Regions from separate parts of the Homo sapiens genome. Here all the other regions are linked to region 1. The links are chromatin loops, found by intact Hi-C in ENCODE. Cell type or tissue: A673. All regions are shown on one strand. Links, peaks and the distances in the headings refer to the core of each region. The heading gives the core; the rest is flanking DNA.

Region 1 (10,423 bases), core at 3,018-5,517:
TACTGTTTCTCCTTTCCCTGCTTCCCAGGGACCCTTCCAGAGACTGAGTTGGAGCAGGTGGTTTTGCTTTGCGTTCTGACCAGGAAGTGAAACCTGGGTGTGAGCAATGTTTTGCATTATGGGGCCATTTCACCTTTTCCTCCCTGCCTCGGGAAGGAAGGCTTGCAGTGTCCAAACTGGGTCTGACCTCTCAGGGGACATTTCTCAAAGCAGTGGGAACAAGAGTCCCTCAGTGCTGGATGGCTGGGGAATGGGTGGCCGAGGAGTGAAGCTCTATTCTGGGCAGAGCACTCCCCCTTGCTGAAAGGGCTGGAAAACGCTTTTGTCCCTGCTGGAAGTGGAGTAGCGTGGGATACAGGGCAGGGGGTCGCTGCTGAGTTTATCAGGGGAGCAGAGATTAGGCACTACTTGGTTAAAATACTAACTGCTGGGCTGGGTGCAGTGGTTCACGCCTGTAATCCCAGCACTTTGGGAGGCCGAGGTGGGCGGATCACCTGAGGTCAGGAGTTCAAGACCAGCCCAGCCAACATGACGAAACCCTGCCTCTACTAAAAATACAAAAATTAGCCAGACATGGTGGCATAGGTGTGTAATCCCAGCTACTTGGGAGGCTGAGGCAGGAGAATTGCTTGAACCCAGGAGGCAGAGATTGTTGAGTTAAGATCACGCCCCTGATCTTGCCTGGGCGACAGAGCAAGACTGTCTAAAGAAAAAAGTAATAGTAACTGCTGAAAGTGACAGAGACGTAATCCATATGTGCAACCGCCAGATGGCCACATTCTGTGTTCTGAGCCAGGTTCCGCCGAACGACCGCCCTAGATGATGATTTCGCACCCTGCCCAGCTCCAAGACCAAAACCTCAGTGTTTTGAGAATTCAATTTCCTACTCATTGATTTAGATAACATACATGAACTTGAATTCATTAGAAATATGCCTTTGTGTCTTCATGATCACCATCTTTGTGGTTTTCAAGATGATTGTTAGATCCTTATCAAAATATAAACAATTGGCAATGGTTCCAATTGTGTCAACAAAAGCCAACTTCAAACCTGTAATCCTCATGCTGAGTGGAGAGGCTGGTGCCCCACCCGGGCTGTGACATGGTGGCTTGGGAGATGTGTGACTCAGATATGTCAGACCATGAGTGAGGCACCCAACCTTCCCTCCCAGTGACCTTTGAAGTAAGGCGAATTGAAGTCCGCTGGTCTCCAGACAGGCACGGTAACGTGCACGCATCGGATGTGGTTCCCGGGGAATGGTGGGTGATTGTCCATCTTCCTAACAGTCCTCAAATGAGGACTCAGTTCCAGCTCTTAACGCAGCACAACAGAGTTCTTAATAGTAAAAGTCGTACTTTTCACTCACCGTGAAAAGCAAGTCTGCACATTGCTAGATATGTCCCAGTATTATTATCCAAGCTCCAGAAACGTACTCAGCCACAAAAGTAAAAATTCTCCTACTCCACGTGGAAGTGGCTCCGTGAGAAAAATTCCCTATCAAGCCAGAAACGCACCTACAGAGGGAGAGAACGACATGAGAGGGGACCGGAGTTCTCAGGGAGGAGGGAAGCCTGGCTCCGCATCCCAGAGCTGCCAGGGACCCGGAGCAGAAGGAGGAGGCGGGGAGGACAGGGGCGCCGACGGAGACAGGCGATCCCTCGGAAAATCCTAAAAGCCAGTGAAGCGTGGGCTCTGGACGGAAACAGAAGGTCAGGGCCGTGGTTCACGCCGTGGGAAACCGCAGCCAGTGATAAGCTGGGAAGCCACAGGGGCTGGCAGCTGCAGTCGGAACGAAGCGGCTGGAAGCTCCAAACGGGAGCTCTTCCCAGCTCGCTTTCCACTTCGACGGCACCGTTCAAAGCTCTGCTCAGACACTGGGACAAATAAATGACAGGGCTCCGAAAAGAGGGTGAAGCTCCTCCGCGCCCGGCTTTTCCCTCCGCAGAGCCTGGGCTCCCCGCCTCGCGCCGCCCCTGACCGTGGCAGGCTCGGTTCCCTCCTCGCTCTGCATCCTTTGATTCACGTACGGCCCCGTTTCCAATAACCCTTTCCAGGAAGCCAGAGAGAGAAAGCGCCCAGCTCCCGGCCTGCAGAGTGGGGAGGGAAGAAGGAAATGATTGTGTTGACTTCATCTGGAAGCAGGAAAATGCTTCTCTCCCTCCTTCTTCGCCAAGCCAAGAAATAGATCCTTTACCAGAAAGCCATGTGGCCACATGGCCACCACTTGCAGAGGGGCTGGGTGAGGAGGAGGTGCTTTGCCAACGTCTCAGCTGACAGCAAAGGCCAGTGGCTCATCAGTGAGAACATCATACCTCTGTCAGAGGGGAGACCCTGAGCAGCTCCCGACACCCACACAGGGCTAGGAATTGACGGTGGCTTAGGGTACACGTAAGAGGAACAGCATCCACCACAGGACAGTCCCTTCCTCGCGTACCACCCGGGATCCCTGCTCCCTGTCATCGCCATACTGTGTTCTCTCAGACTGTAAGGTCCTTGTCCTGTCTCCCTCACATGGATCCTTTCCAGACCACGGGCACTCTCTCAGGTCAGCAGGTCCAGCTGCAATCTGGAATCAGCATCTACCGTGTGGAAATGGGAGAGGGGACTTGGTTCTTAAACCAGGGGCCTTGGCATTAGCTACCTTTGGTTTTTCTCCAGAAATAAGAATGATTGGCCGGGCGCGGTGGCTCACGCCTGTAATCCCAGCACTTTGGGAGGCCGAGGCGGGCGGATCACGAGGTCAGGAGATCGAGACCATCCCGGCTAAAACGGTGAAACCCCGTCTCTACTAAAAATACAAAAAATTAGCCGGGCGTAGTGGCGGGCGCCTGTAGTCCCAGCTACTTGGGAGGCTGAGGCAGGAGAATGGCGTGAACCCGGGAGGCGGAGCTTGCAGTGAGCCGAGATCCCGCCACTGCACTCCAGCCTGGGCGACAGAGCGAGACTCCGTCTCAAAAAAAAAAAAAAAAAAAAGAATGATTAGTTAGATAATTATAAACAATGGGGGGGGGGGGTAGTTTTGTCGTAGTTAGCAAATTACATTGAATGTAACAAAATCTTAAACCATAAAGCAAAACGTGCTGGGTTTCTGCTTCCTGTGGTGACATGACATGAAAGCCCAGCTCTTTTTCCAGGAGGACACTTCTCTGTTTACAAGACTGCTTGAGCAATCCCATTATCAACTCTCTCCAGAGAGGATACAGCTGAGGCAGCTCAAATTCAGAACCTTATTTTTAAAGAACTAAAAAAAAATTAGATCCTTTGATAAGATCACTCAAGTATAGTCCAAACTAGCCTCCCAAATTTTGGAGTGCCAGCAATTATGTTCAATATCTCCCCATCTGCCTCCCCCCAAAAGAACCAATTAATATCTTTTTCTTTTCTTTCTTTCTTTCTTTTTTTTTTTTTTTTTTTTTTTTTTAGACAGAGTCTTGCTCTGTCCCCCAGGGCTGGAGTGGCAGTGGCACGATCTCGGGCTCACTGGCAAGCTCCACCTCCCAGGTTCAAGCGATTCTCCTGCCTCAGCCTCCCGAGTAGCTGGGACTACAGGCACCCGCCACCACGCCCGGCTAATTTTTTGTATTTTTAGTAGAGAGAGGGTTTCACCATGTTAGCCAGGATGGTCTCGATCTCCTGACCTCGTGATCCACCCACCTCGGCCTCCCAAAGTGCTGGGATTACAGGCGTGAGCCACCACGCCCGGCCGATTTCTGAAATTAAGAAGTTAAAGATTTAGGTAGCAGTGGAGTTGTTTGCCCGTTTGGGAGTGGGGAGGTTGAGACGTGCATCTGGCTGATGTGCGGCAGGAAGGTGGCATCACAGAACACCGGGCACATCCTCTCTAACAAGTGCTCTGCAAAATGCCTGCAAGGACGTTGCCCTTTCTTCCAAATGTCTGGCTCTGAAAGACTTAGAAATAAAATTTTCAAAGGTTGGAAAGCTTTTGATATTTTCTGCATTAGGAGTTTGGACCACAGTAAAATCATACTCATCATATGTTGGATTAAGCTAGTGCCTGCCATCCAGGGTCGTAGACTCTTCTAGGGGTTGAGTATCTGCCTTTCACCTGACACTGGAAAGACAAGGACTGAAAAAAGCTGGAGTTACAGGAGAGACCTCCCAGGATCCTGCAGACAGGGCAGGATGATGAGAAGGAAAGCGTGTCGTTCCCAGAACTTGTCTGTGAAGATTGGGTGGTTTAATAATATTCATCCGCCATCTAGTGGCATTTAGAGCATAAACTTAACTCACACATTTTCTAGGAGCAACTACGTCAGGGAGGCCTAATCTGCTAGACTTAGACTTTATAAATTATTTTTATTTTTTTACTCAAATACATTTTTAAAAATCCATCATTAGGTTCGTCAGGGAGAAGAATATTAATAAGAACTAACTTTGAATCTGTTTTGGTACATTGGGTGATGACCAGAAACTGCTTTGCCTGATCTTTTGTGGCAGGTGACAGCTTGTTTCTTCATACTAATGTCATCTACAGTGCCAAAACTACACGTACACATGTAAGAAAATTCCTTGCCATCTTCAGTGCTGGAGATGAGGAGTTCCATGATCAGCGCATCACTGTGCCTTTACTATTTGTACTTCTTTTGGAATGCTTTTATAAGGATAAGACCACGTCTTTCATCACATCACACCATTTGCACGGTTGGTCCTTGCCTAGTGCTCAGGATCTTGCAATGTCCTCAGCCCTTGAAGAACCATGTTCAGGGCTGGGGTTCTGAACTCTCTCCCATTACAATAGCTGTATTAGTCGGTTCTCATGCTGCTAATAAAGACATACCTAAGGCTGGGTAACTTATAAAGGAAAGAGTTTGGCCAGGTGTGGTGGCTCACACTTGGAATCCCAGCACTTTGGGAGGCTGAGGGTGGATCACAAGGTCAGGAGTTCGAGACCAGCCTGGCCAACATGGTGAAACCCTGTCTCTACTAAAACTACAAAAATTAGTTGGGTGTGGTGGTGGGTACCTGTAATCCCAGCTACTCAGGAGGCTGAGGCAGGAGAATTACTTGAACCCCGGAGGCGGAGGTTGCAGTGAGCCGAGATTGCACCACGGCGCTCTAGCCTGGGTGATGGAGCAAGACTCCATCTTGAAAAAAATAAATAAATAAAAATAAAGGAAAGAGGTTTAATTGACTCACAATTCCACATGGCTGGGGCGACCTCACAATCATGGCAAAGGAGGAGCAACATCATGTCTCACATGGTGGTAGGCAAGAGAGCGCATGTACAGGGGAACTGCCCTTTATGAAACCATCAGATCTTGCGAGACTTACTCAGTATCATGAGAACAGCACAGGAAAGCCCCACCCCCATTATTCAGTTACCTCCTACCAGGTCCCTCCCACGATACGTGGGGACTGTTACAATTCAAGGTAAGATTTGGGTGGAGACACAGAGCCAAACCATATTAATAGCTAACGTGTTCAGTTCTGGCACTATGTGATCAGGTACAAAATGGGTTTTATCCTCATTATCTCATCTGACTCTCACAACAATATTATGAGGAAGGGGCCTCCTAGCACCCCCATTTTGCATATGAGGAAAATGAGGCTCAGAAAAGTCAAGCAACTAGATCAAGTGATGGTGGAGCCAGGACTCAAACCAGACAGTCTGATTCCAGAATGTACACTTTTAGCCATTGCAGCCTTCTCCTCCAAGTGATTCTCCTGCCTCAGCCTCCCCAGTAGCTGGGATTACAGGTGTGTGTCACCACACCCGGCTAATTTTTGTATTTTTAGTAGATACGGGGTTTCACCATGTTGGCCAGGCTGGTCTCGAACTCCTGACCTCGTGATCCACCCGCCTTGGCCTCCCAAAGTGCTGGGATTACAGGTGTGAGCCACCGCGCCTGGGGGAAATCATTGTTTTATGGCTCCCATTTTTTAAAGCCACTTAAGGTTTTAATGCTTAATGTCGCTAACTCTGTTACATGTTCTTATCATCCCAGGGTGCTCTTTGTTTTACATTTATTTTCTTTTTTCTTCTTTTAAGAGTTGTTAAAACATCTGGGTAGTGGAAGTTTTATATTAGCTAAACTAATATAAATTTATGTACTTAGAGGAAGTACACTCAGCTGAGGATAGAGTGATGACAATGGTCAAAATTAATAAAACTAAGGGGAACATACTGCAGAAAAACTTGTACTCATGTCATTTGAGGCTGTTTATAAGATTTTTTTAATTTTCCATTTTAATGATTATGTGCTAATACAAGGCAGTAATTACTTGCATCTCTAACAACTAAGTCTATAGATTTCTACTTGAATATTTCTTTTTTCCTTCTATGCATCTGTGATGGTTAATATTGAGTGTCAACTTGATTGAATTGAAGGATGCATAGTATTGTTCCTGGGAGTGTCTGTGAGGGTGTTGACAAAGGAGATTCACATTTTGAGTCAGTGGACTGGGAGACGCAGACCCACCTTCAATCTGGGTGGGCACCATCTAATCAGCTGCCAGTGCAGCTAGAATAAAACAGGCAGTAGATGGAAAGAGCAGACTTCCTGAGACTTCCAGCCTTCATCTTTCTTCCATGCTGGATGCTTCCTGCCCTTGCACATCAGACTCCAAGTTATTTAGCTTTTGGATTCTTGGACTTACACTTGTGGTTTGCCAGGGGCTTTCAGGCCTTTGGCCACAGACTGAAGGCTACACTGTCAGTTTCCCTACTTTTGAAGTTTTGGGACTCAGACTGGCTTCCTTGCATCAATTCTCCTTAATAAACTCCCATTCTTATATACGTCTATTCGATTAGACCTGTCCCTCTAGAGAACCCTAATACAGCATCTTTCACAGATATTTGATCCATGACAATTAATTGGCTAGTACTTGGCCTTGAAATCTTGGATCTATATAGTCAATATCTTTACTTTACAATATGTAATGGAATTTTAAAATGATAAACTATAACCCTTTTCCAGCCAATGAACACTGAAGCTCAGAGAGCTTTTAGTGGGCTCTTGGCAAATGACTCAACCAAAGCAGTTAATGCAAAAAATCTTTCACATCTTATTGTTTTTAGCAAAATGTCTCACCAGGGAACTCTTCAGTACAGAAAACAAAATTTCTAAAAATATAAAAATTATATTTATAAGATATAATTTACAATATAACTTGAAGCGGTTCCTAAGATAGTGTTGTTTTCTACTACATATTAATATGTAACATCAGAGCTCTGCTTCCTTTCAGCTGAAATATGACCAAAAATGAAGGGGCAGTTCACTACCAGGACAGTTTTTGTCTTTGCTTAAAGTTGACGTCTATTCCCATATCCTGCTTGCTAAAAAACCGGCAAAGAGCAAAAAGCGTTCCTTGAGACTCTCACATACCAGCAAGAAATATGTGCCCAAAAAATTTAAAAGAAAATACATGGCATTTTTTAATATTATAATAATTTGGGCGCAGTATATTCTTTTTCAATGATCTGCAGGGTAAATTATATCTTGGGCTGCACAAATTAATCTGAACTACCTAGGGAAAATGTGACCAGTACAGAGATCTATTTAATAGTGTTATACGCCTGGATTAATTTTCCTTTGGCACTGTGTAAATTGATCTTGCAACTGCTTAGACAAATAGTGGTTAGGAGCAAACTGAATAATTTATAACTCATTCACTCATTCAGTAAGAGGTGACTGTGCATTCTGTTTGTGCCTGGCACTGTGTTAGGGCTGAGGACCCTGGTGACTAGAAATTTCATGTCGTGCCTGAGAGCATAAACCTTACAGTTGGAAAGCCTGAGTTCAAATTCTGGCTCTCTGGTTAGTAAGCTAGCTGCTTTCTAGCCAAATGACTTCAAACACATTGCTTAATCTTATTTAGCTTGTTCATCTCTGAAATGGGTTTTTTCTTTTTTGCAAGAATAAAATAAATCAACGTAAGTTATCTAAAACAGTACCTGATTTATAGCTTATGAGCCCAGATCTCGAATCAAATGCTGAGCCCCTTGTATGCAATCTAAGGAATTAGGGACCTAACTTTATTAAATAACTAAAAATCATTCTTTTTGGTCGGGTGCGGTGGCTCATGCCTGTAATCCCAGCACTTTGGGAGGCCAAGGCCGGCAGATCACCTGAGGTCAGGAGTTCGAGACCAGCCTGGCCAACATGGTGAAACCCCATCTCTACTAAAAATACAAAAACTAGCTGGGCCTGGTGACTCACATCTGTACTCCCAGCTACTCAAGAGGCTGAGGCACAAAGATCGCTTGAACCCGAGAGGTGGAGGTTGGAGTGAGCTGAGATCACGTCACTGCACTGCAGCCTAGGTGACAAAGTAAGACTCGGTCTCAAAAAATAATAATAAAATGAAAAATAAAAATCATTCTTTTGAAAAAAACTTCCCAAACCTGCCATTTTCATTAATACAGCTGTGGATTAATATGGCTGGAGAGGAGGCATTGTCTCTGCCCTTATGTATGTCATCAGAAGAGACAGATAAGCGTGAAATTGCTCCTAGTCCCTTGTCAGGGGGGCATTTGTTTGCTAGTGTTGTCATATTCACTGATTTTTTTTTTAATTAGTTGTTGGCCAGACACAGTGGCTCATGCCTGTAATCCCAGCACTTTGGGAGGCTGAGGCAGGCGGATCTCAAGGTCAAAAGATCGAGACCATCCTGTTCAACATGGTGAAACCCCATCTCTACTAAAAATACAAGAATTAGCTGGGTATGGTGGTGCGCACCTGTAGTACCAGCTACTCGGGAGGCTGAGGCTGCCTGAACCCAGGAGGCGGAGGTTGGAGTGAGCCGAGATCGTGCCACTGCACTCCAGCCTGGCAACAGAGTGAGACTCTGTCTCAAAAAAAAAAAAAATTAGCTGTTCAAGGCCATGATTATAACCATGGCAACTCTGGCCTCACACACATCTCTTAGAGCGGCCCATGAGCCCTCTAGAGCATCCTTTGACGTGGCCGTATTTTGCTCGGCTGATAGATGTCTTCTCAAAATGGCCCAGGGTATCCCTTGTTCTATTTACACTATTCTGTTCCATTTCTTCAAGACACAACAATTGCTAACCATCATAATTTCTTTCAACACGTCTCTATTTAACTAACTTGCTATGTGGAATGGTCTGAACTCTCCTCATTTTCCCCCGTGGTCTTTGAGAAAACTCTGAGGCTGGAGGATGCTTTGTGGCAGACTGTCAGAAGAGTCTGGATGTGCTAACCAGGCCCTCTTGAGTCTCTTACTGCAACCCAGGTCCAGATCACTTTGTTGTCATCTTGTTTGTTACCTTATTGACATCCTGTCCTCATTTTTCTTCTTCCCCACCCACAGCTATGTGCCACCTCCACTGAGGAAAAGCACTGGGCATTTGGAGCTCACGATTTCTTCATACACCCGTGAGTCACTGAAAGCAATGCGAGGCAGTACTGCACTTGGCAGATGACAATTAGTTTGTCCACTCAATTTTGAAGAGAAAATTACCCTCTTTGGGGAGAAATATGTCAAAATAATTTCTCAAACTATTCAGGAGTTACCCTTAACCTGAAGTTAAGTATGGATATAATGAACAGATTGTCAATATACTAGAGTGGATGGGATCCTCATCTGTGACGTTCTATTTAAATGCAGTTTTTCTGGCAAACCTAGTACTCAGTTCCTTATTTTTTTTTTTGAGACAGAGTCTTGCTCTGTCGCCCAGGCTGAAGTGCAGTGGTGTGATCTCGGCTCATTTCAACCTCCTCCTTCTGGGTTCAAGCGATTCTTTTGCCTCAGCCTCCCGAGTAGCTGGGACTACAGGTGCCCACCATCATACCTGGCTAGTTTTTAGTAGAGACAGGGTTTCACCATGTTGGCCAGGCTGGTCTTGAACTCCTGTCCTCAGGTGATCCGCCTGCCTCGCCCTCCCCAAGTGCTGGGATTACAGGCATGAGTCACTGCGCCTGGCCATTTTCTTATGTGTGACATTCAAGATTGTTCACAGCCTGACTGTTAATTAGATAACTTCCTAAGGTCCCTTCCTTTCCTATAGGTCTTACCATTTCTTGCTAAATATGATAAAGGTTGGCAATGGCAAAACAAATGCCATCTTTTGGTGCCAAGAACATGATCCAAAGTTCTAGCCAAATGGAACAAACAGGTGAACACGTTCTACACATTCCACGTTACCACCTCTGCAGCAACTTTTGCCCTGAGCAAAAGGCATGGAGGTTTCTTCCATCTGGACTTCCCCCTCTGATTTTCCTCCTGTATGTTCTATTTCTTCCTATCTGTGAAAGTCCTTCTCAAATGCTGTCTCTTCCAGCTAAAATCCCACCCCTATCAGTGCCATCTTAGGGCACTGATCTCTTCCCATCTTGTTCCAAGTTATGCACTTATCTCCCAAAGTGCCTTGCACATAAATAATGATGTTGTATGAATTTGTTAAATAATAGAATGAGAAGAAATGGTCTTTTTTCATTTT
Region 2 (10,423 bases), core at 4,395-6,894, 120 kb before region 1:
TTCTCAGAATAACAAACGGGAATGGAGCCTCCAGCAATAAGTCAAAAAGTGAGTCTTTCCTGGGCTTCAAGGAGCAGACAGTGTTTCCCATTAACCATCCAATATTGAAGAAAAAGAGCCACCTAAGAAATTAATTTTGGGTTACAAACTAGCGAGAACTATTGGTAGGAAATAAATCAAAACAGGCATACTGGTTGTGCTGCAGTGATAGGGTTGGTGGTGGGTATTTTTTTCTCTCTTTTCCTAACTTCCTGTATAGTATAATCATTTATATTATTTTTTTTAGTATTTTCAGAAAGCTTCTCTCCCTTTTATAGCGTGCATGCCACCCAAATACCTAGTTCAAAAGTTTGGCACTTATTCTGAATGCCTTTCTTGGTTTCCCCTTAAATATCTCAATTCATGCCTCACGTTGTCCCTGTCTCCACCTCTCTGTTCTAGTGGAGGCACTTGGTGCCATTTCACTCCTCTTTCTGGTCATTGACATCCTTTCCAAATGGCTTCCCAGTTGCTGGTCTCACTCATTGTCCTGCTCATCCTCCACCCACAGCCAGAGGGAGCTTTCCAAAATACAAAGGTGGTAGTGCCACATTCCTGTTTACCCTCTTCAATGCTCATCACTGCCCCAAAAGACAATATCAATTCGTTTCCATACCCAGGACTTTCCAAACCCCAACCTGCCATGTTCTTCAACCCCATCCTTCCCTCTGCAACCACTCTCCCCAGTTTCCCTCCAGATCCTTTCTCTCCAGAAATACTCAGCTTCTTGCAGTTTCCTCACCCACCTATCCATCCTCCACCCTCATAGCTTATTCCAGCCACAGGCCTTCATGTAACATTCCCTTTGCCTGAAATGCCCCTCCACCCACCACCACCCACCCACCATTGAGGAGCTGCTGGGCCACCTCCTGGGCCTCCATAAAGTTCAAGCATAGCACGCTTCCCACCCAAGCAGGAGCCAATGGCCACATACTTTGTTCTTCACTGACCCTGTCCTTGTGATAGCACACAGCTGTGGAGCTGGGAATCCACATTTTTGTCTCTCTCAGTAGACTGTGCACTCCAAGAGGACAGACCCAATTTGATCATTGCTGTACCCTCAGTGCCTGGCTTTGATAGTGCTTGGCACAGAGAGAAGCTTTAATGAATATTTGTTGATTTACTGAAAGGATGAGGGTAAATCAAGGAATGAAAATGTGACTTCTGGCCATCCTTGTGACCATATTTAAAATGGTATCATCTAAAGTACTCAAGAAAAAGCAAGTCACATCGAGTGTCTATTGGTTCCCCCTTTTGGCTTTTTGTCTCTCTCACTGCTTTACCCTTTCCAGGCCCCAAACAAGTGTCTACAAGGAAAGTATAAAGCAGTACCTACCAGAATTTGTTGTGTCTTAGTGCAGCTGTGCTTAGGACTTCATTGGCAAAGGATTATGGGTGACATAATGGTGGGGCCTACATATTACAGTGTGGTTCAGTGGCAAAGGATTATGAGTGGCATAATGGTGGGGCCAGTGTATTACAATGTAGTTCAGTGGCAAAGGATTATGGGTGACACAATGGTGTGGCCTGTATAATATTACAGTGTAGTTTAGTAGCAAAGGATTATGGGTGACACAATGGTGGGGCCTACGTATTACAGTGTAGTTCAGTGGCAAAGGATTATGAGTGACACAATGGTGGGGCCTATGTATTACAGTGTGGTTCAGTGGCAAAGGATTCTGGTGTCAACACTGTATTACAGGAAGGTCCAGGTTTTGAAAAGGAGGATATTCCTAATAGAAATATCTGCTGCAATTACAGGTACCCTACCTCAGTCTCCTCTTTGTGCATTACAGATCATTAACTATTTGACAGAGGATAAGGCAAACATACAGAGAAACCCAAAGCCAAAGTCGTGGAAGCCACTGTGAAATGAAGATTAGCTAGAAAGGAAGATAAAATATCCCTGAAATTCTAATGTAAATCCATGGGAAAGAAAAGTTTGTTAACACACTGCTGAAAAGTCCATAGTCTGGGTTCTAGCCCATCTAGCCATTAGTTGTGTGACCTTGGACAAGCCATCTAAACTTTTAGAACCTTAGTTTCTGCAGTGTAAAATGAAGAGGGGATTGAAGTTGGTGTCCTATGAAAAGATGTGAAATTGTTTCAGAACACTAAAAATCTGTTCACAATACAACAGTAAGAACCCAGGCCATGGCGAGAGAAGTGGGTTCAAGTCCTGGAACTGCGGCTGTGTTTCACTTGTATGTCCTTGGGCAGACTTTCTAAGCTCTTTGAGCTTCAGTTTCCTAATCTGAAGATTGGGGCTTATGCCATGGAACTTCTAGAGCAGTTGGGAGGAATAGGAAGTAGTGTATATGTAGTGAAGTTAGCTCTGATTATTGTTGGGTTTTGAGGCCACACAGCATAGTAGTTAGGAGTTTGGACCCACCTGGTTTGAAACCCCAGCTGTGCTGTATGACCTTGGGCAGGCTACTTACTTTCTCTGCACCTCTATTTTTTCCTGTGACAGATGGAGAGAATGGTTTTACCTACCTCAAAGAATTATTAAGGGGATTCAATAAGATAAATATAATAAATAAGTGTGAAGATATTGCTCAGGATCTGGCTGGCAATGCTTTTGCCTTTTCACTGCCTGAACTGAGTCCACAGGACCAGGTGCTCCAGCCCCTCCCACTCTGGCTCCTTCTTGGCTCAGCCCCCTGAAGTCAGAAGGGCCCTTCCTTCCCATCCTTTCAGAAGGAAGAGAGAAGAGGAAGGCAAGGTCCCAGTGACAGGGGAAGGGCCCAAGATGACCTTGGAGGCACAGAGAAAGCTGCCTGGAACTCAACTGCCCTCAGAGCCCACTGGTTCACCCCCCCTCACCTCTCTTGGTTTCTGAAGCTTAAAATAGCCTGAACCGGTGTGGCCACATTTCACTGTGCCACTCGGAGAGAACCCCTAGGGTGTTTTCAAAGCTAGTGCTGAGCTCCTCGGGGCAGGCTCCAGCTATAAGTTATTCATACACACCCTAGCTCCACCAGGTCTGCTGCAAAAATGTGTTCTGAGCGCTTTTCTGCTAAGGCCCCATCTACAGGCAGCTCCACTTGCTGGGAGGGGTCAGATCAGTCAGCTACTTTATTTAATAAAGAGGGATTCTGAAACCCTTCCGTGGCTGCTAGGAGTGCTGCTGACCAGAGCAAAGCGACCACAGGTTCTAAGCAGAGGCAGGGGCTGCATGGTGGGGAAAGGCATAGCCTGGGAGTCAGGCAATTGGTGTTCTAGATCCACCTCCGCCCACACCGTTAGATGATCTGAAATAAGTCACCTCCCCTCTCTTTGCCTCTGTAGGTCTCTCAAACTGGTTCTGTCCTCTGCTACGTACTAGTCTCATTCTTAGACCTTATATGATGTCAAGATGGCTTCCAGCAGCTCCAAACCTACTTCCTCTCATGTTCACATCCAGCAGGAAACAAAGAGGGCTTCCCTTCCCCTCGTTAGCCAGACCAAAGTCCTGCCCTGACCCCTGTAGCTTGAGTTGGGCTATGTGCCCATCTAGGGTAGGGGACATGGTGAGCTGGCCCACAGAGCCCACTCTGACCTCCTTCTGGGGCTTCCGTATACTGCAAAGGCTGGAAAACTGAAATATACATCCACAGCCTCCCTCTAAGCTGGGGTTCTGCAAGCACATCAGGTCCCAGCCACAGGATGTGGTAGGGTGAGATTTGAAAGACAGCCGTGAGAGAGGCACTCTTTTCTTGCTGTGGCTCCTGGCCCAGGACGGTTGTTTCAGTGTCCAGTCTCTAGCTTCTCAGATGTTGAAAAGCTTCAGAACCCTAGCCTGTAGCAACTGGATGTATTCTTGAATACAGGGGTTCTAGTGGGGGCCTCCTCACTCTCTGCCTTCTTGTTTGATCACTGGTGGGCAATGGGCATCTTTCAGGAAACCCAGCCAGAGCCTGCTCCTTCAGTCCTTCCAGTGATTTCATGAGCACCTGTTGCTTTGTGTTGAATACCTTTCTGATTAAAAACTGCCAGAGTAATTCCTTGTATCTGACTGCTGGCCAAGGCACCATCCCTGAACCAGTCACTGGGCCAGAGAGAGAGGAATGTGCTGATTGCCTAGAATTTGACATATACACCCGTCTCCGGGGTCTGTGTTGATCATCTCTGCCAACAGATACAGACCAAGAAAGAGAAGAGTTTCCTGAAATTACTATTACTTTAATATTGCTAAATTGCTTTAATAATTAAATTACAATGATTAAAATGGGGAATTGAAATTGGGCAACCAAAATCAGCAAATTCCCACTACCTATCCCAACCCAGATCTCACGGTGGGGAGCTCTAGAAGGCAGATAAATGGAATAGCCGCAGACATGAAGATTTTGTCCAGGTCAAACTTACGATGCAGCAGACATTGATGGTGCCACACCCAGATACCACCAATCTCCCTCGTGTGCCCAACACCTGGTTTCTTGAGGAAAACTCTCCTGGGTGACCCGAGCCACTTTGCCCATGCTCATAGACAGCTGGTGGGGGTGGGCGCCTGGAAGCTCACCTTGCCCAGGTTGACCCTTAACCAATGACTGACCACAGCCTGGGGCTGAAAGGCCAGCTCCCCTGCCTCAAGTACGAACTGACTCTAAGGTTTAATTTACATTCCAGAGCTCCCCTGTGGGGTTGAGCCTAGGTTGAGACTTGGCTGGAGATGGAACCTGTGCTTAGCTTCTTCCCCTTCCTTATCCTGCTCCCCAAGCTCCTAGAGGATTTTCTGCATCAATCATTAGCACAGGAATCCTCTTCTCAGCGTCTTCTCCAAGGAACCCAGCCATATTGAAATGGCCAGAATCATTCAACAGCTTGGCATGAAAATGATCAGTTTTCAGCCAGCGAAAACTCTGACCTCTACTCTGCCTCACTTGGAACATGACATTGTCAATGTTGAAGTGAGTCTTGCTTCCCAGCTAAGATTCAGGCTGTAAAATAGGTTCCTTCTTTTTAGAAGAGACCATTCCTTGGGGATCTTCTATAATTCTTTCTTTGTCCTTCAGCCAAGATTGGAGCCTTGCAAACCTAAGACAGCATCAATTAATCTTGTTTTTATTTTCACTGCTCCTTGATTAGAAAATGTTAACGATCAGAGGTAACCCCAAGTTCCTTAATAAATATTTGAATAAGGAACGTCTTTCCTTTCATTAGCTTGAGAAAAAGGTCGCTCTGGTCTTTGTATTTTAATACTGAACTTTTTTTTTTTTTTTTTTGTAGAAATCAGAAGGGAGTAGAAGAAACTTAAGTGTCTTTTTCTTTTTCTGAAAAGTAAGCAAGTTCATTGCACCACTAGCAGATACATAAAGGCTAAAGCCTGACCTCACAGGGCCCAAGAACAATTCCTGACCCCAGCCAAGATGAACACTGGGAATTTCCTTCTTAAGCAGCGGTTCAAGTGTCCAAATCAGTAAACGTCTTTGTCTTGGCGCCATGCAACCCACAGTCTCGCTACCTCCTACTGGGAGGGCCCATTACTGGGGAGATGGTTATATTGTAAGAAAACCTCTGTTTGCCAAATTGGAGGGTTGGGTAATTACAATTCCAGGACTTCACGTAGGTGGTTTCTTCAAAGGCCTTCATTTATTTGCTGCTTAGTGTAGAAGAAACTTCATTTATGCAGTTTCTTTTGCTCCCAGGGAGCCTAAGAGCTTGGTACAGCTAATGGACTGCTTATCACTGACTTTAATATAGTTCCAGGCAGCTTAATGCTAAAGCAACTTGATGATTTGATATGAAAAGCATCTATTTTTACTGAGAATGGAAGATTAACTACTCAGGTGTCCATTCAGAAAACAATGTAGCTGGCCAAAGACATTTGTTTCTAGAAAGAGACAGAGGCAGGAGAGAGAGACAGGGACAGAGAGAGAGGAAGGAAGGAAAGGAAGGAAGGGAAGGAAGGAGGGAAGGAAGGAAGGAAGGAAGGAAGGAGGGAGGGAGGGAGGGAAGGAAGGAAGGAAGGAAGGAAGGAAGGAAGGAAAAGAGGGAGAGAAGAAGAGAGAGTATACATGAATATATGCTGGTAAATATTAATCCCTGGCAGACAAGGCCGGCTCTGTCCAATAGAAATATGATGGGAGACGTGTGTAATTATAAAGTTTCTAGTAATCACATTAAAAAAATTAAAAACCAGAAGAAAGTAAAACTACGTTTAATAACATATTTCATTTAACCTAATATATCCTAATGTCACCTTTAATAATTATTTAATAATTAATGTAACCATTAATGTTTGAAATGAAATTATCATTTCAACGTGCACTCAATAGAAAGAATATTAATAAGATATATTGCATCCGCTTTTCCTAATTTTTCTAAGTCTTCACAGTCCCATGTGCTTTCTGCACTTACAGTACATCCCACCTCAGCCACATCTCAACACTCAAAACCCTGTGCCAACTGCGGGATGCTGCAGTGGACAAACCAGGCAAAACCCATCTTTATGGAGCTAACATCCTAATGTGGCCTGGTCTCTGCCTATGCCACCCGACTGAAAGGACACGAGTGACCTCCAAATGGCCTCTCCTTACTCCCAAGCCTCCTTGGCATTCTCTTTGATGGCTCTGCAGTGCGAGTCACATTTGATTATCTATGTCTTGAAATGTTCTCTTCTTGATTTACAAAACCCGATATTCCTGGTTCCTATCCTGTCCCTCTGGAGCTGTACCCACAGTGCTTTCTCATTGCCCTCCAGATACAAGTTATCTCTATGTCTGTCTCCATGTGAACAGCTCCCAATCCCAGGCTCCCAGGCGGAACCCGGCTCCTCACTCCCAGTTGCCTGCCCCCCACCAACACCTAAGAACAAATGCTCTGGACCAAAACCCTCATTTCTCCTGCTGCCCGTGCCAGCTCTCTTCCTTGATGCCCCAGGTTTCATCCATGTCACCATCACCACTGAACAAATATTCAGTGAGCACTTACCCTGTGCCAGCCGTGAGATGCCAAAATGGACAAACCAGACAAAACCCATCTCCATGGAGCCAACATTCTAATGAGAAAGGAAGTCAAATATATAGTGGTGTTACGTGACCTCAGCAAGAAGGGGACACGAGAGCAAAGATTTGAAGGGGGCAAGAGCTCAAACCATGCAAATACATTGGGAAGGGCTTGTAAGCCAAGAGACCTCATGGCTGGGGATGTCCAGTGTTTGGAGTTGGAAGAAACCATGCTACTGGAGTCAAGGGAGCAAGGGGGAGGAAAGAAGGAAAGGAGATCTGAGGGTAGTGAGGACCCTGTGTGGTTTGGCTGTGTCCCCATCCAAATCTCATCTTGAATTGTAGCTCCCATAATTACCACATGTTGTGGGAGGGACCTGTGGGAGATAATTGAATCATGTGGGCGGCTTCCCCCATACTGTTCTTTTGGTAGTGAATAAGTTGCATGACATCTGATGGTTTTATAAGGGGAAACCCCTTTCGCTTGGTTCTCATTCTCTCCTTGCCTGCCGCCATGTAAGATGTGACTTTCACCTTCCACCATGATTGTGAGGCCTCCTCAGCCACATGGAAATGAGTCCATTAAACCTCTTTTTCTTTATAGATTACCTAGCCTCAGGTATGTCTTTATAAGCAGCATGAGAACAGACTAATACAGGACCCTAGAGTGGCAGGCCATCTAGGCCATTGTGAGGGTTTTGGTTACCCAGGCTTAGAATGCAGGGCTGGTCTTGCCTGTGCTTTTCCATTCATTCAGTGTGCAGAGCTGACCCTCAACCTCCCTAGATCCCATTTCCTACTCTTCATTTTATCCAATCTCCCCTGCACCCCCTAACATTGGTAAGTTACTCTCTCTAAAACACAACAGTGATCATATCCTACTTTGTCACAACTTATCCCCAGCACCTTTTGTATAAGGTTTAAAGCCTCTGATGAGTCATTTAGGGCCCCCTTGCACAATCACCCTTCCCTCTTTGCCCATGGCTGCACCTCCCTCCAGTCAGATTGGAGTTTTTGCAGTTCCCTCTGCGAGCCTTGTAACCTCTCTTGTTTCCTGCACCTGAAGTATACTGGGTCACTACTCAGTTCAGGGAATAAACACGGTATCTTCTGTGAAGATGTCCCTCAACCAGGTTCACCCCCTAGGGGTAGTCACTTCTTTGAGCTCTCATAGCATTTTGCATTTGTTTTTAGCACATTTGCCATTTTTGACTTGCATGATAGTTATCTTTGTCTTATCCTCTCCTAAATTTGTCTAGAAAACTCACCCTTTTGGTCTGTGCAGACCTCATAGTTCCTAGGGTTATGCCTCCCCAGAATGGGGTACCATGTATTTGTTAAATATTCCAGTGAAAGAATGAATGAATCACAGTAATATAATGAAATGCTGTGTTGTACAGCTCTGTGGGGGCAGTGGAATTGGACATTTTCTTTCTTTCCTCTAATGTCCAAAAGTGAGTAGTGTCTGTTGTATTACTGAAATAAAATGTTCATACTTTTTAAAAATCACTGTAAGTCGTCATCAGCCATCAATCATCAATCATCAGTCAGGCAACTTAAACTTTTCTGAGCCTGTCTCCTCAGCTCTAAGAAGAGGACAAGCATTCTCACCTCATAGAGTTGTAGTGAGAATTAACAGGAGAGCATGTATGAAAGATATTAGGTACCTAGCCTGGCACATAATAGTTGTTCAGCAAACATATACGATGATGATGATGATGGTGTTGATGACGATAATGATGATGATGGTAGTGATGATGGTAATTATGACTTTCAAAGAGCTAAAAATGAAGTGCTTAAAGGAGAAGGTTCTGTCTGGGTGGTTGGGTGATCACAGCTCTCAAGGTAAGGTAATTAATTTTTCCCTCCATCTGATGCTATTTGCAAAAGTAAAGGCCATCTGATATATTCATAGAAGGTTCCAGATATATCAATTATTCATTCCCACATCTGAGACTTTGAAACAGGTAAATTTCATGCTGGGACTACAGATGACCAAAAAGGAAAAAAATCTAGTTAGCACGGCTATTCAGTGTGATGAACTGTGTACAGTATTAGATCTATATGTAGTTTTTTAAAAGGAGCACATTTTTCTTATAATAGTTTTATAGTTTTATTTTTACATTACAAAATGATGCATGTTTATTACATTATAAACAAAAAAGTAAAAAGAAAATAAAATCACACATCATTCCATTATTTAGGAGCAACGTCTGGACATGTTGAGGTATATTTTTCTTTCTGATAATGTTTTATTTTTTTTCCTTCTAACATTTTGAAAAAGTGCAATGTATCCTCTCTAACTATGTTACTGGTTAAGATTCATTTAAATTCATTTTTCTCTAATTAGTAATGACAAGAATGAAATAATACCTATTACCTTTCTCTTATGTAAAATATTATATTTAGTATATTACTTACTTTCTTCTTCTTCCAACCATTCTCAGCTCTGGTTTGATCAATGTGGAATTTTTGGATTAAATTACTGTTACTAATAATGTATATGTTCTCTTTCAATAATTATTTTAATATTTACTTAATTTTTATAACCATATTAGCAATAATTATTTGGATTTACTTATATTTAACTGGTTTCATAGTTTAAGACCTATACACTTATTCTGTGTGTCCTTCCCATTCTTAAGTGATTTTTTTACTTCATCTGTCATTTGACTGCTTCTGGTCAGTTCTTTGAGTAACTTTTTCAGCAGGGCAGGTAAGTGGTTGACTTTCTGAGGTCTAGAATATCTGAGTGTGTGTGACCATTACTCGGCTGAATGTAGAAATAGTAGTTCATAAGCATTTTTTCCCAAATTATGTGGATGTTGTTCAGTTGCTTCTTTTGTTTCATGTAATGCAGGAAAATTATAAATTCACACTGATATTTATTCATTTGTAATAATTTTCCTGGATGCTTACAATGCTTTTTTTTCTTTACCCTCGAAATTCAAAAAGTTCATTAGGGTAAATCCACTGGTCTATTTAATAAATCTTGCCTGGTACTTAAAGACTCATCTCTTTTCTTTAGCAATTTAGGGTCACTCTGTTTGGTAGTGGGGTCAGAAATAATGGATTTCAGAGTGTCTGAAATCCAGGCAAGCCCCAAGCTTTTTAAATAACTGCATAAGTGAAAGGCAGTGAGATGTGATAGAAAGAACTCAGTCTGTTGAGTCAGCTCTGCAGATGATCAGCTGCGTGACCTAGGACTTGTCACCTGATTGCTCTTGGAGCCTCAGTATCCCCCATCTATAAATGGAGATAGAAAGAACTCCTTGCAGATTTGTTGTGAAGAATAAACAAGGAAACAATCAGGCCTATTATAAATCATATCTCCTCTTGTGCAATATAAGGAGAGTAATTCCTTCCCAGGCCAAGGCCATACAACTTTGGTTCGAGAAAAAAATCAAATTCTATATTGGAACTCAGAGCTGCTCTTCTTACTAAAGGTAAAGGGTCTC
Region 3 (10,423 bases), core at 3,529-6,028, 400 kb before region 1:
CACAGGACTGATATGGTTTGGCTCTGTGTCCCCACCTAAATCTCGTCTTGAATTGTAATCACCATAATCCCTACGTGTTGAGGGAGAGACCCGGTGGGAGGTGACTGGATCATGGGGGTGGTTCCCCCATGCTGTTCTGGTGATAGTGAGTTCTCATGAGATCTGATGGTTTTATGTGTTTGACGGTTCCTCCTACACACACTCTGTCTCTCCTGCTGCCATGTAAGACATGTCTGCTCCCCCTTCCACCATGCTTCCCCAGCCATGTGGAACTGTGAGTCAATTAAACCTCTTTTCTTTATAAATTACCCAATCTCAGGTAGCATCTTCATAGCAGTTTGAGAACAGACCAATACATAGGACTCCAGCTCAATAATAAAAAATCTTTGGAAATAAGGGAACGAAAAAGGCAAAGACATTAAATAAGAACCATCATCACTTCCATTTCATTCTATTATATATATATATTTTAACACATTTTTCAGTATATACAAGCATACTTTGTTTTACTGTGCTTTGCAGATACTGCTTTTCTTTCTTTCTTTTTTTTTTTTTTTTGAGACAGAGTCTCACTCTGTTGTCCAGGCTGGAGTGCAGTGGTGTGATCTTGGCTCACTGCAGCCTCCGCCTCCCAGGTACAAGCGATTCTCCTGCCTCAGCCTCCCAAGTAGCCAGACTACAGGCGTATGCCACCACGCCTAGCTAATTTTTATATGTATTTTAGTAAAGACAGGATTTTGCCATGTTTCCCAGGCTGGTCTTGAACTCCTGACCTTAAGTGATCCACCCCCCGCTTGGCCTCCCAAAGTGCTGGGATTACAGGCATGAGCCACCACACCTGGCCCAGATATTGCATTTTTAATAAATGGAAGGTTTGTGGCAACCCTGCAAACCTATTGGCTCCATTTTTCCAACAGCATATGCTCACTTTGTATCTCTATGTTACATTTTGGTAATTCTCACAACATTTTAAGTTTTTTAATTAGTGTTATATCTGTTACTATGATCTGTGATCAGTAATCTTTTTTGTTGTCGTTGTTCAAATCCAGGATAATCTCTGTAAATGTGATGAGTGATCTTTGATGTTACTATTGTAATTGCTTTGGGGTGCCACAAAGCACACCTGTATAAGACAGCAGACTTAAATGATAAATGTTAAGTGTGTTCTGACTGTTCCACCCACTGGCCATTCCTGTCTCTCTCCTTCTCCTTGGGCCTCCCTATTCCCTGAGGCAATATTGAAATTGGGCCAATTAATAGCCCTACAATGGCCTCTAGGTGTCTATTGAAAGGAAGAGTGATATGTCTGTCACTTTAAATCAAAAGCTAGAAGTGATTCAACTTAGTGAAGGCATGTTGAAGCCAAGACAGGCTGAAAGCTAGGCCTCCTGTGCCAAACAGCCAAGTTGTGAATGCAAAGGAAAAGTTCTTGAAGGAAATTAAAAGTGCTATTCCAGTGAACACACGGATAATAACATTATTGCTAATTATTGCTGACTTGGAGAAAGTTTGAGTGGTCTGGATAGAAGATCAAACCAGCCCCAACTTTTTCTTAAGCTAAAGCCTAAGCCAGAGCAAGGCCCTAACTCTGCAGTTCTTTGAAGGCTGAGAGAGGTGAGAAAGCTGCAAAAGAAAAGTTTGAAGCTAGCAATGGTTGATCCATGAGGTTTAAGGAAAGAAGCCTTCTCCATAAAATAGAAGTTCAACATGAAGCAGCAAGTGCTGATGTAGAAGCTACAGCAAATTATCCAGAAGATCTAGCTAAGATCATTGGTGAGAGTGGCTACACTAAACAACAGATTCTCAATGTAGACAAAGCAGCCTTCTATAGGAAGAAGATGCCATCTAAGATTGTCCTAGCTAGAGAAGAGAAGTCAATGCCTGACTTCAGTGCTTTATAAGGATGCTTGACTCTCTTGTTAGGCAGACTGGTGACTTTAAGCCGAAGCCAATGCTCATTGACCAGTCTGAAAATCCTTAAGAATTATGCTAAATCTATACTCTTTCTGTGCCCTATAAATGGAAGAACAAAGCCTGGATGACACCTGTTTATAGCATGGTTTACTGGATATTTTAAGCACACTGTTGAGACCTACTGCTCATTAAAATAAGATTCCTTTCATTGACATTGCACCTGGTCACCCAGGAGCTCTGGTGAAGATGCAGAAGGAGATTAATGTTTTTATGCCTGCTAAAACATCCATTCTGCAGCTCATAGATCAAGGAGTAATTTCAACTTCCAAGTCTTATTACTTAAGAAATAATGTCTTACTATTTGAGAAATATTATTTCAGAAATACATTTTATAAGGCTATAGTTGCCATAAATAATGTTGGGAATAACATTATAGCTATAGTGTTACCGCTGATGGATCTGGGCAGTTAATTGAAAACCTTCTGGAAAGGATGCACCATTCTAGATGCCAGTAAGAACATTTGCGATTTATGGGAGGATGTCTGAACATTAATAGGAGTTTGGAAGAAGTTGATTCCAACCCTCATGGATGACTTTGATGGGTTCAAGACTTCCTTCAATGGAGGAAGTAACTGCAGGTGTGCCAATCATGGTGGAAATAGCAAGAGAACTAGAATTAGAAGTAGACCTGAAGATGTGGCTGAATTGCTGCAATCTTATGATAAAACTTGAACAGATAAGGAGTTTCTTCTTATGAATAAGCCAAGTAAGTGGTTTCTTGAGATGGAATCTACTGCTGGTGAATGTGCTGATACATTTTTGAAATATACATTTAGAATATTACATAAACTTAGTTGGTAAAGCAGCCACAGAGTTTGAGAGGATTGACATGAATTTTGTATGTGTTTTAACTCTTTTTTTGTTTGTTTTCTTTTAAACTTTTTCCTTTTTTTTTTTTTTTTTTTTTTTTAACGAACACTTTCGTTGAGGGCTGACTTTCAATAGATCGCAGTGAGGGAGCTGCTCTGCTACATACGAAACCCCAACCCAGAAGCAGGTCATCTTTGAATGGTTTAGTGCCAGGTTCGCCAGGAACATGCATTGCGTGACAGGCGAGGGGACAATCACCTTTCTGTTGACTTGAATTTTGAATGAAGTTGTACTGTGAATAAAATGCTATCAAACAGAATGGTATGCTACAGAGAAATTGTTCATAAAAGGAAGAATCATTTGATGCAGCGAACTTCATTGCTGTCTTATTTTAAGAAATTGTCACAGCCACCCTAATTTTCGGCAGCCACCACCAGATTAATCAGCAGGCATCAGTGCTGAGGCCAGATCCTCCACCAGCCCAACAGTTACAACCCACTGAAGGCTCAAATGATTGTTAGCATTTTTTAGCAATAAAGTATGTTTTAATTAAGATATGTATTTTTTGGACATAATGCTGTTGCGTATACTCAGACTGGAGTACAGTGTGAACATAACTTTTCTACCCACTGGGAAACCAAAAAAGTCAGGCGACTCCATTTATTGCAATATTTGCTTTCCTGTGGTGGTCTGAAACTGAGCCGACGGTATATCTGAGTTGTGCCTATATTTGAATTTGGAACAGCCCAGTGTGGTCCCACGTACCCCCATTACTAGTGACATACTTCCCCTTTATCAGACTCATGTATAAGTAAGAAGCCCACCACAGTGCCTGATTCAAGGAGACTCACAGATACATCTTGTTTGTCTCTTTGTGGATGACCTGGAGGTTTCATCACCCTGTAAGTGAGGTTCAGGGTGGGTGAGAAAGTCTGCCCTTCTTTTACACAGTGGGAGATGGGAGAATGGGCAAGGGAAAAGTGGTATCTCTGACAGACCAGTTTTAGAAAAAAATACAAGTGGCAGTTGAGGACCTGGCCATTTATTCTTCCCTTAAGACTGTGCACCCCTGGGAAAGTTTTTGAGTACCTTGCTGGAAGACTTCTGCCTAAAAGACCTTTTATTTTGCAAAAATAGATGTGGTCTGTGGTATGTCCCCCCCACCCCTCAGCTTTAAGTTCTTTGGAAAGATAAATAAGCCTGGAGGGTCTACATTCTGGTCCACTCTACCTTTTTCATAGCATGACTGATGTTGACGTCATTAAAATAAACAGTAAGTATCCCGAGGTCCTCTCTGCAGTTTCAGGAGCACCATGTGACCCAATGACAGATGTGGGGTGCGATGCATGGGAGTGCCACTGGCTCCTCTGGATGTTCGTTGTAGCTGAAGGTGCTCCGCCCCCCCCCCACACCCCTACAACCTTCCCTCCCATCCCATCCCACCCTATTCCAGCTCCCTTCTCTAAGGAGCTCAGAATCACTGTTAGGCAGTGGAGGAGGCAGTAGCATCTCTGACCTGACTCTAATCAAGGACCAGACTGCTCACCTGCCCTCCCCTGGAGACATGAAGGATCCTGGGTTGCAGAAAGAAATATCCCCTTCCCCAAAAAGCCAGGGTGGGACTCAGGTTTCAAATACTAACAGTTTCAAGCCCCTAGACTTGTCTTGGCCTTTTTTTTTGCCTCACAGCCACTAGATGGCAGGACAGCATCGTTTTATTTCCAGTCCATAGGCACTAAAAATCCAGCCTGTTCTTTAAAAAAATATTTAGTGATTTTGTAATTTTCTGATTATTGAAGAACATTTGGAAAACACAGAAAAGCACAAAAAAAATCCAAATATCTTAAAATTTGTAAAGCATTCAGATTTTTAGTTATTTAGAGGAAATCATTGTGGGGCCAGTCCATATTCATTATGAACCACAGTTTATAGAACAGGGTCTAGGGTCCTCCTTGCACTTGAACAGGGTTCTGTCTTGATGTAAATATAACCCTATAGTCCTTGCCCTGGATATAAAGTCAAAGTTTTAACCAAATGCCTAGGCACAGCTACAGAAAATAATAACTAATTGCTGAATTGTAGGACATAGCCTTGGAGCTGTGGGAGGTTGAGGAGGGAAGGATAAGGAAGGACTGGAGGAGGAGCTGAAACTTGAGTTGTCAGGAAAAGCAGGGGGGGTATCAGGGGACCGGTGGAACCTCAGGGCCAGGGTGGAGATGATGGTCAGGCAAGGCCACCGATGTGGCTTCTGCCTAGGAAAGTGGGCAAAATCTGCTGGACAGGGTGAGTTAGGTCTTAATAGCATAGGCCACAAGGAGCCATTGTAGGTCCAAGACCAAGCCCTGGCCAGCAGCCTAGAAGATATTCTCTCCTAGGAACCTGAGAAATCAGAGGCTCCCTTCTGAGCTCTGCTCAAGGTCAGAATTCAAGAAAAGGAAAAAAAGGGGAAAACAGGTTTCCCGCAGTCTCAGATTACCCCTGGGCCTCCGTGGAGTCTCGTGTGTCTCTGCTGAGGAGTTTGTTTACCCTTCTGGTTTCCCAGTGGAAGAGAGCAGGAGAAAAGATCTATTCTCAACATTTGCTAAACTCCCTATTTTCCAGGCACTGGCTCGGATCACATGGGTTTTACCCTTGGCATCATCTCTGTTTTCCAGCCTTTGCCCCCTGGAGGGTGGTTAATAAATGCCACTTGGTTATAATTCTCTCTCCTGGAGGCATCTTGGGCTTCTTCACCAGTGAGTGAAGATATGTAAACACATCCCTATAAAAAATGTGTTATTTGTATAATTATAAGGAAGATTCAAGTGGCATCCTTTTTCATTTGGAGAGGGGTTAAAAAACTGTTTTAGAAGACGCAATGCTTTGGAATTAGAGACAAGAACAAAGAAGGCAGACCTTAATTCATTCCAAAGAATACATTCCAAGTTAAGCAAAAATTGTGCCATGATGCCCATTGATTGAAAGGGGCCAGATCTGGGCCCACTAAAGAAAATATGAACATTGAAATTTATGCAGGGCGTTTACTTTTCAATAAAGGAAGGATTCAAATTCAGCTTCCAGAAAATTGGATGCCTGTCTCCCAAATTTGTACATAGAGAATGATAAAGATTTAATGCTGTATTTGAAGCAGTGATGACACTATGTAAAATAATAGAAGTAGCAAAGTTGAGTCAGACAACCGGGGTTCAGATCCTGGCCCTTCCTCCCACTTACTATTTGAGGGACTATAGCAAGTCACGTGACCTTCCTGTGCCTCAGCTTCCTTATCTGCATAATAGAGATATTGATCTCTGCCCACGGGATTGTTATGAGAATCAGAGTAACCGTCAGCTTCCTGAATTACCTGAATGTGCCTGCTGAGGAAGAAATCATAGAATCATGATTTTAACACTGGGAGAACTTACCTAATTCCCTTCATTATGATCAAGGAAAGGAAGACCAGAGAGGTGATACGTAGCCACCCAAGAGGACCAGGACCGAGACACAGGCCTAACTTGTCCAGTGCTTCCCCCCAGCGTCAGGTGGCACCCACGACTTTGGTGGCACCAGGCTGTTCATCCACATTAATCCACCCACAGAGTGCTTTTTTCCTTCCACCCAAGTGGGTCAGCAAATTTTCTTCGTGTACACGGCTTCTTCTCTGCTTCACTTTGGCAGAGGGATGGTATAGGGACAGCTGTCCCAGCAGGGCGAGCAGTGGGCTTTCCAGTGGCGGAGGGATGGCATAGGGACAGCTGTCCCAGCAGGGCGAGCCATGGGCTTTCCAGCGGCGGACGGATGGCATAGGGACGCTGTCCCAGCAGGGCGAGCAGTGGGCTTTCCAGTGAAGAGGGCCAAGTGTACGTTTCAGGAGCAGCAAGCACAGGACACCAAAACGTGGGCAGAGGTCTAGAAACTGCAAAGCTGTAGCTTCTGCATGTGTGGGATACCTCCAGTTCTTTTCAGTTATTGCTCTTCTAGAGGGGATAAATTAAAGTGAAAAGGTAAGGTAAATCATCAGCTTTTCACAGTAATAGAAACCTAGAACACTATTAGCAGAGAAAAATTAAGCCTAGTAATAGAAAAGTACTATGAAAACATAACCAGTTGCTTCTCACATGAACATGTGATCACAGACAGGAAATGTGAGCGTGGCATTGCATGTTTAACCCCTGAGCTGCTGGTTTTCTTTCTCTCAAGGATCTGTGATGATGAGAATTTTGTTTGTTTTGTTTTGAGACAGAGTCTCACTCTGTTGCCCAGGCTGGAGTGCAGTGGTGTGATCTCACCTCCCTGCAACCTCCACCTCCCAGGTTCAAGCAATTCTCGTGCCTCAGCCTCCCGAGTAGCTGGGATTATAGGCGCGTGCCACCACTCCTGGCTAATTTTTTTGTATTTTTAGTAGAGACAGGGTTTCACCATGTTGGCTAGACTGGTCTCAAACTCCTGACATCAGGTAATCTGCCTGCCTCAGCCTCCCAAAGTGCTGGGATTATGGGCGTGAGCCACCCTGCCCGCCAATGGTCAGTTTTAAGGGGAAAAGATGGGTGGAGTGATTAAGGACTGAAGTATGTTAGCTGTTCTAATGCTGGACCCTGCAGCCGTAATACAGACGTATTGTATCCTCCATTCAGTCTATTAGGCTATTTAAAGACAATTCAGCCTTTTCTACCCCCTGGATGATTTGTTTTAAAGTCATTTGTCAATTTTTATTGTCAGGGACCCTACTGGTTTTGTTTTTTTGTTTTTTTTTTTTAGGGGAAAGAGGGAAATGTGGAGGTTGGTATGTTTTGGGGAGGGGGATCTATTCTTCTCCTTAGCCTCTTTTAAACTGAGTTTGCTTCCCCATGTTTATATTTTTGCAACTGACTTTCAGAGAAAAAAATGTATAGAGCGAATTTTCTCTCCTGTTCACAGACCTGAGGATGGCAGGTGATCAAGAGGCTTGTGCAGGGTAGCAGGTGTCATAACCTCATTGTATCAGCTTCATACCCTTTCTAGACTGTGGTCCTGAACCAAGAAATGGAGAAAAGCGTTGCTGAGCCGTTCACTTTATAAGTGTTTGGTTTTTATGTGTTTGCATTTTCCTTGTTGCATTTGGAGGGTTGAGATGGGGAAATACAGCAACTCCTGGATCGTTCACTTTATGCAAGATCATTGAAAAATGTTTGTATGCCTCATTTAAAAATGAAGGGCTTTGGTATGCTTCCGTGGTCTCCTATTATTTTTATTCACTTGAGTACCTTTAAAGGAAAAACATAACCTAATGAACTTGAACTCTTTAATTCACCACACACTCACTTCCTGTTTTTGTTGATTAACTTACATATAGTTTGACATGTTTTGCCGTCATGTGAGTGCCGTTTTGCAGCCTGGTGTAGATTTGGGACTTCGGTGGGTTGACCATGTGTGATGCTCATCAACTTGAACTGTATGATGGTTTGTTCTGTTGATACTCTGTCTCTTGCTTAGCTATTCCCCTGTCGTTCCCAATTTTTCACTCTTAAAGATTGTGCTCCTGGCTGCATGTTTATGGAAATTTTGTTTTCTTTTTTCCTTTGGACCCCACGCTCACAGACAGTTGCTTTTTTCCACAGGAGCCATCCCAGGGTTGGGGGATGCTACAATGGGGAGCCGGGGCATTTCTGCCGGTCAGCAGAGAAGGGAGAGGCCAGTGTGACCTTCCCAGCCCGAGTTTGAATGGTCCTGTGGAAAACTCCAGCGTGCAGTTCACTGCTGATTCAGTCACAGGCCTTCAGGGCCAGGCAGCCTGTGCCAGTCTTCTATCCCCTGCTGAGCTCCGAGCATGTTGAGTTTTTATTATTACAGAGAAGAAGGAAACTCACTTCCTGTCGTCGCAGAGCACAGCCTAGTTCTGATGCAGAGGGGACTGTTTTCAGATGGAGACACTAGGTACTACTACCTGCACTCTTTCTTTTCTTCTCTGTCTTGCTCTGTGCCTTAATATGTTAGGACTGTGGGGATGCCCTCTGTTGAGATGTTGAGACCATGAATGAATCATCCCAAAAATATTTAGACAAAGTGGCTACGAAAACCAGAGCTCTAGTTCCGAATGAAACAGCTCTGGGGAAATGTGAGCCTGGTGGTGTGTTTACTTTCATGCTGATGAATGTCTGCAGGCAGATAGAGCTACTGGGAATCCTATTCATGGTGATGCTTTAGAAAATTAATCGCAGTGGGCTTCTTGCATGCTTATATTCCTTTCCAAATATAGAAAGGCATAATTCACATTTTGAGTAGCCCAGGGGATCCATAAGAGGATAAAACCTGTATTTATCCACTCCAGTGATGGGGAAAATTACACTTGCACCCGGAGTGGATTGTAAAAATCCATTGTACTCTTTCTAAGGTTTTTCACTTCTTTGTAAAGTAGGCAGAATATTTTTATCCTATAACGTTTTCTGATACAAGTTGCTGTAGGCTCTTCAAGGATGTCTTTTTATCTAAATAATCATGAGAGCTTGGTTATAATTTTTTGACTCTTGACTGTTGTAGTGAAAATGACTGAGTTGACCTCACACTGTGAAATTAGAAGTTGCAGGAAATGGCTCTCTACCTAAGAAGTTAGGACACTCTGGTTCCTTCCTGATAGTTGATGCTGGCATTATTTGTGTTCCTAGCAGAGATTTATGCTTATCTGAACACATCTGGAAATGAAGATAGTGGTACTTGCCCATACTGGCGAAGAAGCTCAACATGAAGAAAGAGATGGGATGGTTAGGAAGCACTGGGTTCAACCTGCTGTGTTAACTTTCCTTTGCATTTTAGTGTACACTTAAGTGCACTTAATAAGTCATTCTACCAAGATATTGTAGTGTGTTGTGATCTTGCTTGTCTGGCTCTAAGCATAGTGATTTAGTAGCCAGGTTTCTTTTTTTAAATCTGCAGTGAATTGTGGAACACAGAAGCTTTTAAGCGGATTTAGAACTTTCAATTCACTGCTCTGGTTTATCTTGGACTTTGCACTTAATGGCAGGTTCCAAAACAAGAATCCTATGTTTCTTCGCAAAGTAATCTTAGTAAAAGTCTTCCGAATATAAACGGGGCCAAAGTAAAGGTAGTTGCATCAGCAGTTAGCAAAGAGAGGAAAAAGAGGAGGATGGATAGAATGGGAAGCGACAAACTCTGGAGGAAAAACTACCCTGGCCAGTTTTATTTGCCTTGTCTTTCTTTGCCTCTCATCTGTACTTTGCAGAATCAGTGGGATAATGATTGTTAATTCAATTTGTAAAGCATAAGCCTATAAAAATATTCATACTTCTTCATGGTGACTTAAAAAATATCTGAAGTGGTTCCTCCACCGTTTGTGTCGTTCATCAGCTTCGGAAGAAAGACTCATACCCGTTGATCTGGACTTGAAAGAATCTCAGTGGCCTTTTCCTCCTGCCCCTCCGTTTGGCGGGGTACAGCAGTTCTCACATGCTTCAGCATCTTCTGCAGTGAGGTCCTAGGAACCTGGAGAAACAACAACAGCCACTTTTAGAAAATCATGTCTTTGGGGATGATTGCCAGCTGAAGAAGTTTCTAATCTGGACCTTTGAAAGCATTTTATTTTCCTTCTTTTTCCCTCCCCAGCTCCCACCCCTGGGAGAACCTGCTGGACTGAGCTATGGACTGTTGCCTTCTTTGTGCCATTGGC

What was found. Peaks named below come from ENCODE experiments on the same cell type or tissue, not always from the same donor. Only the 100,000 strongest peaks of a DNase experiment are listed, where the experiment ranks them.
Region 2: it touches region 1 in a loop (8-fold over the local background); 3 of 110 quality-filtered maps call a loop at or near these places.
Region 3: it touches region 1 in a loop (5-fold over the local background); 84 of 110 quality-filtered maps call a loop at or near these places.

Annotation. Positions count from the first base shown.
Region 1 is chr10:114,099,301-114,109,723 of GRCh38, forward strand. No RefSeq gene overlaps it. Among named protein-coding and RNA genes, the nearest start is that of ADRB1, 61 kb to the left of the region's middle. In A673, for the core only: a CTCF peak has its summit at 4,233 (motif pointing left); DNase peaks (open chromatin) are centred at 3,141 and 4,191.
Region 2 is chr10:113,980,062-113,990,484 of GRCh38, forward strand. No RefSeq gene overlaps it. Among named protein-coding and RNA genes, the nearest start is that of ADRB1, 59 kb to the right of the region's middle. RefSeq lists enhancers at 3,186-3,265, 3,366-3,435. In A673, for the core only: no CTCF peak of the experiment used is centred there; DNase peaks (open chromatin) are centred at 5,490 and 6,420; H3K4me3 peaks cover 1,204 bases; H3K27ac peaks cover 2,500 bases.
Region 3 is chr10:113,700,771-113,711,193 of GRCh38, forward strand. The region is part of intron 2 of CASP7 (caspase 7); the gene reads left to right. LOC124902505 (a long non-coding RNA gene) reads right to left here. Exons shown (of 2, transcript XR_007062294.1): 2 at 9,911-10,239. Among named protein-coding and RNA genes, the nearest start is that of CASP7, 26 kb to the left of the region's middle. In A673, for the core only: a CTCF peak has its summit at 4,469 (motif pointing right); DNase peaks (open chromatin) are centred at 4,491 and 5,441; H3K27ac peaks cover 1,363 bases.